Regions from separate parts of the Homo sapiens genome. Here region 1 is linked to region 2. The links are chromatin contacts, found by Hi-C or POLR2A ChIA-PET in ENCODE. All regions are on one chromosome and are shown on one strand. The core of a region is the stretch at or near the end of the contact, and the rest is flanking DNA. Distances in the headings are between cores, read along the strand shown.

The links. Hi-C counts contacts between places; a loop is a spot of excess contacts on that map. ChIA-PET counts read pairs that join two places held with the same protein, here RNA polymerase II (POLR2A). Pooled maps may share reads with other maps.
Region 1: a loop to region 2 is called in a pooled map, with 5 times the contacts of the local background. The contact joins two enhancer-like sites. A Hi-C loop is called at or near these places in 6 of 168 maps with a recorded cell type or tissue (Caki2, Calu3, DLD1 and 3 more) and 6 of 50 pooled maps. POLR2A ChIA-PET finds 5 or more read pairs at or near these places in 4 of 52 experiments (AG04449, H1, MCF 10A and 1 more).

Annotation. Positions count from the first base shown.
Region 1 is chr5:168,329,815-168,333,558 of GRCh38, reverse strand. The region is part of intron 1 of WWC1 (WW and C2 domain containing 1); the gene reads right to left. Among named protein-coding and RNA genes, the nearest start is that of WWC1, 40 kb to the right of the region's middle. Within about 2 kb of position 1,363, at least 2 of the 41 ENCODE cell types and tissues checked have a DNase peak (open chromatin) inside an H3K27ac peak, as active enhancers do; they include PC-9, where a contact is called at or near this core.
Region 2 is chr5:168,408,394-168,412,360 of GRCh38, reverse strand. It overlaps WWC1 (WW and C2 domain containing 1), which reads right to left. Exons shown (of 23, transcript NM_015238.3): 7 at 3,708-3,854; 8 at 2,366-2,439. Among named protein-coding and RNA genes, the nearest start is that of RARS1, 76 kb to the left of the region's middle. RefSeq lists an enhancer at 1,831-3,030. Within about 2 kb of position 2,545, at least 8 of the 41 ENCODE cell types and tissues checked have a DNase peak (open chromatin) inside an H3K27ac peak, as active enhancers do; they include PC-9, where a contact is called at or near this core.

The sequences.
Region 1 (3,744 bases), core at 114-2,613, 78 kb after region 2:
AGGTGCTGCCCATCATTATGAACCTCTAAACCTAGACCTGGCCTCACAATGAGATCTTGTCTGGGAGAAGAAGTCACATTCTCCACAAAGGGCTCACAGCACCAAGGGTGCATTCTCAGGCATAAAGGTATGAAGAGACGGTCAAGGATTATAAAGATGCACATTTTCCATGAATCTCAAGGGTGCAAAATAGGCATCATCCACTCCCAGCTCCCGAAGGGAAAAGAAGGTCTGCAGATGCATGCTTGACATTATACATAGGGGAGGTACTCAAAAAATACTTGAGGAAGGAGAGGAGAAAGGGAAAGAGGCGGGCAAGGAGATAGTCAATTGGTTAGTGAATTCGTAGTTTCTTTGAAACCCCTGTGAGCTTCATGGAGTCCTTGGTCCCCTACAGATGCCAGTTGGCTTTCAGCCTGGTTAGACAGAGAACCAAATCTGGCTGCCTGGCACCGGGGGTGCCATCCCCAGAGATGCTGAAGTCAGGAGGTCTGAGGTGGGGCTTGAGACTTGAAGGGTTCCCCCACCATTTTTAATAAAAGTGAAAAATGGCCAGGCACAGTGGCTCATGCCTGTAATCCCAGTACTTTGGGAGGCTGAGGAGGGTAGATTGCTTGAGCCCAGGAGTTTGAGACCACCATGGCCAACAGGGTGAAACCCTGTCTCTACAAAAAATACAAAAATTATCCTGGTGTGGTGGCTCATGCCTTCAGTCCCAGCCACTTGGGGGACTGAGACAGGAGGATGGCTTGAGTCTGGGAAGCAGAGGTTACAGTGAGCTGAGATTGTGCCACTGCACTCCAGCCTGGGCGGCAGAGTGAGACCCTGTCACAAAAAAAAAAGAAAAAGAAAAAGAAAAAACCAAAAACATACAGAAGTAACCCACAAATACAAGTAACAAGAAACTTTTCCCTCCTCACCTACTATGCAAACCCTTAAGTTACAGGGAAGTTAATATTTCCAGTGTGCCCTTCCAGAAATGTTTTCACAGACATATCAGCAGGTACACTAACCCAGCACACATGCATGTGCACACAAAAACACATATACATGCTGATCAAATACATACACATATTCTACTTCATTACTAAGAAAGTATCACTTATAAACAGAATTATTAGATGCAACCAGAAAAGGAAAACACTACCAATAAGTTATGACCCAAAGCTTTCCTTACCTTAGAATATTTATATGTACTGAAAAAGCTCAGACTTTTTTTAGATATGGCCTTTATTATATGACTCTCTTTTCCATGTATGACAAGGAAGTTAAATGAAATGAATGAACTATGGTATAAGATTGAGCCCCTTCTCAGCTCTGAGTCATCAGCACCTGTGTGTTTCTCATTCACAGTGTCATTCTTTTGTGCTACTGAATGTTAAGGCATTTATTTTTTATCTTTTTTTTTTTTTTGAGACAGAATCTCACTCTGTCACCTGGGCTGGAGTACAGTGGCATGATCTCAGCTCTCTGCAACCTCCACCTCCTGGGTTCAAGTGATTCTCCTGCCTTAGCCTCCTAAGTAACTGGGATTATAGGCACGTACCACCACGCCCGGCTAATTTTTGTATGTTTAGTAGAGATGGGGTTCCCTCATGTTGGCCAGGCTGGTCTCAAACTTCTGGCCTCAAGTGATCCACCCGCCTTGGCCTCCCAAAGTGCTGGGATTACAGGCATGAGCCACCGTGCCCAGCAGCATTTCTTGAAAGAGAATTCCGTGATTCTCTTCCAAGCCGCTGACAATTACTTTGAATTTTGATTCTAGCACTTTCTTGACTTCACCAGAAGATGTCAAAGAAAGTTTTTCAATAAGAACAAAGACCTGTTTGCAAATGGTTTTTCCACGGTTTTCAATGAAAACACAGAGGGGCCACAGCTATCACGTTACCTTAACAGAAACGACATTATTTGTGCATGGTGCAAGCAACGATAGCAATGGCCAACAGCATTGATAAGAGTACCTCACATTCGAAGATATTAACGTGCAAAACAAACAAGTTCATCTTAAAACTGATCAATCACACTGTAGGACATACACAATTTCCCTTAACTCACTCTCAGTTGTCTTGGGGTTGCAAACTCAAATTCCAGCATGACCCAGGCAGGTAACCCAGTGAAGTGGGAAGGGTGGACTGCAGTGAACACAAGCTTTCAAAGGGTGGTCCTGGAGAAGCAGCTATTTCAAAACCATGTGGGCCAAACATTTCTATGGAACAGATAATTCCTTGAAGCCCATCTGTAAAACTCTAGTTGATGGGAGTGTATACTTTTAACTCCATTCTTTAAACATATAAACTACTGTTTTGAATCTTGCTGAATGCTCCATCATGTATCTTGGACTCCTTTCCCTATGAGCACCTGTAGCTCTACCTTAGACTTGTCAGTGTCCACAAGGTACTCCATTGCATGGGTGCCCCAAAATGTATCCACACAGCCCCCAGGGAGAGAGATTTGGGCTGTTTGCTGGGCTTGCTACTCTTACATACAAGGCTGAAGTGAGGAAGTGGCAGGGCTGCAGTTCTGAAGCATGACCCCCTCGAGAAGTGGGGAAGGGGTGGACATTCTGACATCCCCAAACTGGAGAATGGCTATGTTAGTCACCCAGCTCGTCTTGGCAGCTCAGCACTGAGGGTTCGAAGCTTCTGGGAAGGTCAGGGGAAGGACTGGTTGTAGAGGATTCTGAATGCACCAGCTCTTTTTATAGTCAGAAGATTCTGCAGCTTTAGGGGAGAGGTGTGGCCAACTCTTCATCCACCTCTGGCTTCCTCAATTGCAGAGCCCTGTAGCCCCCAAACCCGACTGCTGCCTGCCAACAGTCCCAGACACCCTCACTGCATCCTTCTCTCTGCTTTATGTTCCTTTTCTTCCAACAGCCCCAACCCCTTCCAGACTAACAGAGGAAAGAGAAGAATGAGTGCATGTAGGATGGGGGGAGGTCTTAGCTGTATTTGCCCCAGGATCACCTCCCACTACCTCTTCCCCTTCTAGCACATTCCATGCATACATGGTGGGTGCATAGAAGTAGGGGTAACAATAGTGACCTCAAGAACAATTGACAGTGTTGAGAAAACACGAGCCAATTAATCATCATAATTCTGAAGGTGCCTATTGTTAGCTCCATTTTATTGATAAGAAGAAAACTGAGTCTCAGAAAAGGTGAATGCCTTTGCCTAAGTTACACAACTCATGAGTAGCTTCCCTCCATAGAACATCCCAGTTTTTCAAGGATTTCTTCCAAGGGGTTGTTGCTCAGTCAGCACATGGAAACCAGAAGTTTCTTTCCTAGACAGTGTGGGTCCCAAGCCGATTGCCGAGACCCTCCTGTCCAATGCATTGTTGCATTCCTAGTGAGTGAGGGTGGCAGGGGCACGGGAACATTTCTTTTAGGAATTTTTTTGGAATTTACATTTTTAACCAAAGCCACAGCTGTTTTTGTTTTGTTTTGTTTTGAGACAGGGTCTCGCACTGTCACCCAGGCTGGGGTGCAGTGGTGCGATCTCGGCTCACTGCAGCCTCCACCTCCCGGGTTCAAGGGATTCTCATGCCTCCGCCTCCCAAGTAGCTGTGGCTACATACGCCTGCCACCACGCCCGGCTAATTTTTGTATTTTCAGTAGAGACAGGGTTTCACCATGTTGGCCAGGCTGGTCTTAAACTCCTGACCTCAGGTGATCCGCCTGCCTCAGCCTCCCAAAGTGCTAGGATTACAGGTGTAAGCCACCACGCCCAGCCAAAAGCCACAGCT
Region 2 (3,967 bases), core at 1,296-3,795:
AATGATCAGACCCTCCTTGGATTACAGACACCTCCCTTCCCTCTTTCAAGTCCTGAAGCTTGCTTTCCCATTGAGCAGGCTGCTCTGTCCTTTACACTAAAATGAGCTTCGGGTGGAGGGGCAAGCAAGAGGCTGCATAAAGTCAGATGAGCTAGGAAGCTCTGTGATGAGAAGTCTAATGGCTCAACTCCAGAGAGAGCACTGCAGTCCTTTAGTGTCTCAAGGACTGACCATCTAAGACAGGCATTCCTGCAGGATGGAACAGATCCAAGGTTCAGAGTGGTCCTCTTCAGAGAGAACAAGAAGTGGCTGTCCAAATACAGATGTCTTGCTGTTTTGCTGGACGCCTGGGGGAGCTGAAATAGTACATAGGACATCTGTTTTTTTCTACCTGACCAGTATTCAATTCCTTCTTCTTTTGTTAATAATATTCCAATTTGTCTTTGGGAAATCACTCCTTTCGTACTTTCAAGTCACCTGGTTCCCATACAGCTGACTTTTCCCAGCACTGGAAACACGACGCATGCCTAGACCTTTAGAGAATCCTAATTTTGCCCACCCCCAACTGTCCTGTAACAAAGCTTGGTTCACCCAAAAATGCCAGGGAGTCTCAAACCCAAGGCTAGTTAAAACTATTGGGAAAGGTAGGCCCCCTTTCCACAGGGATTGCTAACCTGGTAGTGTGTAAGCTCCGAATTGCTGGGAGTTGCCTGGCCACATTGACAGGAAAGTCTGCTGGAGGGTAAAGCCAACATAAAGGCAAGCAGGGTGAAGAAAAGGAGAGAGACTGAGTCTGGGTAACATCATCTGAGTCCCTGGATCCAGCTGTGCCTGAAGCTAGGTATCTCAGGACTTTGGAGTTAAATAACACAATACATTCCCTTTTTTGCTTTCTCTGGTTTCTATTAGATTTCTGTCATCTCTGCAAAGAGTTCTACTATTCACACAGAGTTGGCAGAGGGGCAGAGCTGGGCACTGCCATGCTTCACCTGGCCTGGCTGAGAAGGTCCACAGGCCAGGCAACTTAGTCTAGGAAGGAATGGATGCAATGTGCCTGGCTTCCATCCACACCACAATGCCCAGGGCATTCTTTGCCAGTAACACTGGCTCAGAGTACAGAAAGATCATGAACTTGGCCGGGTGCGGTAGCTCACATCTGTAATCCCAGCACTTTGGGAGGCTGAGGTGGGTGGATCACAAGGTCAGGAGACTGAGACCATCCTGGCTAACACGGTGAAACCCCGTCTCTACTAAAAAATACAAAAAAATTAGCCGGGCGTTGTGACGGGTGCCTGTAGTCCCAGCTACTCGGGAGGCTGAGGCAGGAGAATGGCGTGAACCCGGGAGGCGGAGCTTGCAGATCGCGCCACTGCACTCCATCCTGGGTGACAGAGCGAGACTCCGTCTCAAAAAAAAAAAAAAAAAAAAAGCAAAGATCATGAACTTAAAGACAGATTGTCCAGGATTCAAATTCTGCCTCTACCACCTGGAATAGTCATGAAATATCTTGGTCTTACCTTTCTCCTCTCTAACATGGAGATAATAAGATAGACCCTGTGCTATAAGGTTGCTTTTAAAATTAAATGAGAAGATGCATTGCTTTTAAAATTAAATGAGAAGATGCATGCACAAATGTTTTAGTACAATAAACAATCTCAGCCAAGGGTAGTGGTGCGTGCCTGTAATCCCAGCTACTCAGGAGGCTGAGGTGGGAGGATCAATTAAGGCCAGGAGTTCAAGACCAGCCTGAGTAACATAGCGAGACCCTGTCCCTAAAAAAGAAAACAAAGTAATTAAAAATAAAAATCTCTTTAGGCCTATAACAGATGCTCTAAAAATGTCAGCTTTGATTATTATTTTGATTTTACTTGTGGTAGTGGAACCTGATTGCTTAGGATTCTGTGAAGCCACAGAACATCTAAATCCCAGAGGTCTACACTGCTTAAAAGCCCAGCTTGCTCCCAGCTGTGCAGGAGACACTGAAGTGGGTAGTGTCCATAATCTTTTTAGCCTGTTGCTGAAATTCCAGTTGTACTCCTTCAAACCAAAATGCTTACAGGATCATGGGAAAGCCTCGGTTGCAGAAATCAAGACAGGCAAGTGGGAAGATAACTCGGCTTTGAGGTTAAACAGATCTGGGTTCAAAGCATAGTTTCACTCTCTGTCTTGTGAAGTGTCCTGGGTGAGTCATTTCCTCTCTGAATTTCAGAGAGGATGAAAATATAAAAAGTATAATAACTATCTTCATAATCTTTGTGAGGATTAAAGAAGACGAAGTGTGTGAAAAGCTAAGCACAGAGCAGGCATTCTACAATAGTAGTTATTATTTTTGGAACCATCCCGCCCCTAGCCCCAGCCCAATTACCTTCTCTTAGCCTCTTCATATCGAAGGCGCAATCTGACCTTCTCTGCCAACTGATTGTTGCTGTTGATGCCGAACTGGAGGAGAAGAACAAAGTCAGGAATTATGTGGCTGTTGTGGCCGGTGCTGAGTTGGGTTTCGAGGGCTCATGAGAGACTTGACAGCTTGCGTGGGCAGTAGCCAAGAATAGCCCCCGGTGACTGGGCTGGCGGTGCAGATCGCAGGGAAGCTGGTTAAGCAAAAACACTTTCCTCCCTTCAGGCCACGGGAAGAACCGTACGCTCAGACATCGATCACTTTGAAAATAGAAGCCAAAAGCCCAGAATATCATCTTGCAGCCCCAAATGGCTTGGCTTGGTGCCCATTCAAGCCACAGAAGCATGGAGGACAGTTGGTGAGGAGGAAACAGGGATAGCCAATATCAAGAAACTCATTCTAGGGGCACTGGTGAGGGGATCCATAGAAAACTCAGAGGCTGCAGTCAGGAGTGAAACACTGGGTAGTTGGGGAGAAGACCCCTGCACTCACAAAGAGGGGTACAGTTCCTTTACAAATACTTTGGCCTGCAGATGGCTAGTAGCTGGACACATGGTGGTATGGGGAAGGAAGGGACAGCCTCTTTTTCTGTGCTAGTCTGTTAAGAGCAGCAAGAAGCTACAAGGCTCACCGGTCACCCTTGGACAAGTGGGAAGACAGCTATGGAACTTAGATAGGAACAGCATATAGAGGCTGTCCGCCACAGAGGCTGGAAGGCAGATTCGTTCAATGTTGCTGGCTCTAGTAAAACAAAAGCTCTCCAAAAGTTACGAGGCACCATGGTTCAGCCCTACTCTAACTCTTTCCTGAGCCACATCTGGACAGTGCTTTCACTATTCATAACTAGGACTGGACTGAGCTTTGGAACTGGGAGTCAAGCAGCTGCCTGAAAGCTGCATGCATTGTTTTGAGACTAACAGGAGGAAAATATCCTCTGCTGTCCAGCTGGGGAAAGAAAAATGAAAATGGAACTGCAAAATAGTATGGAAAAAAAAAACCAGAGAAAGACATTTTGTCCTTTAAACATGCTTTCTGTGCAGCATTAAGAGACACAAGCACCTGGCCAGGCAATACTCAGGGCCATGACGTCCGTCAGTGCAGGCTTTTCCTCCACAGCATCACATCATATCCTCCTGGGGCCAGGAGGTCTGTAAGAGAACAGAGCTCCAGAGGGCTGAGGCAGCAGCCAGCCCTGCAGAGAACCCCTGGCCAGCTCCCTGGTGAGCCATGAGAAGGCAGCTGTCCATTACAGCAGCCTCCCAGCTGCCATCCTGTGGAAGGCCCCCAGCAACCTGCCCCGTCTACTCACGCTTCCCGAGATGTCTGTCTGGGAGCTCACATCCAGGTACTGTTTCGGTAGCGGGAAACTCGAACTCTCCAGAGAGCTGCTGCTGGACCACAGGTCTGAGTGAGACCCCCTGTCAGTGCGGAAGCCGTCCTTCAACATGGCAAGGCTCTGAAGGAGGGGAGAGCAGGGTTAGTGATGCGCCTTCCCAGGAGGGAGCTCTGGGTCTGCCACGCTCCCTGTGCTTCCCTCTCTACCCTCCCTTAATTTAGGAACCTGTGCCC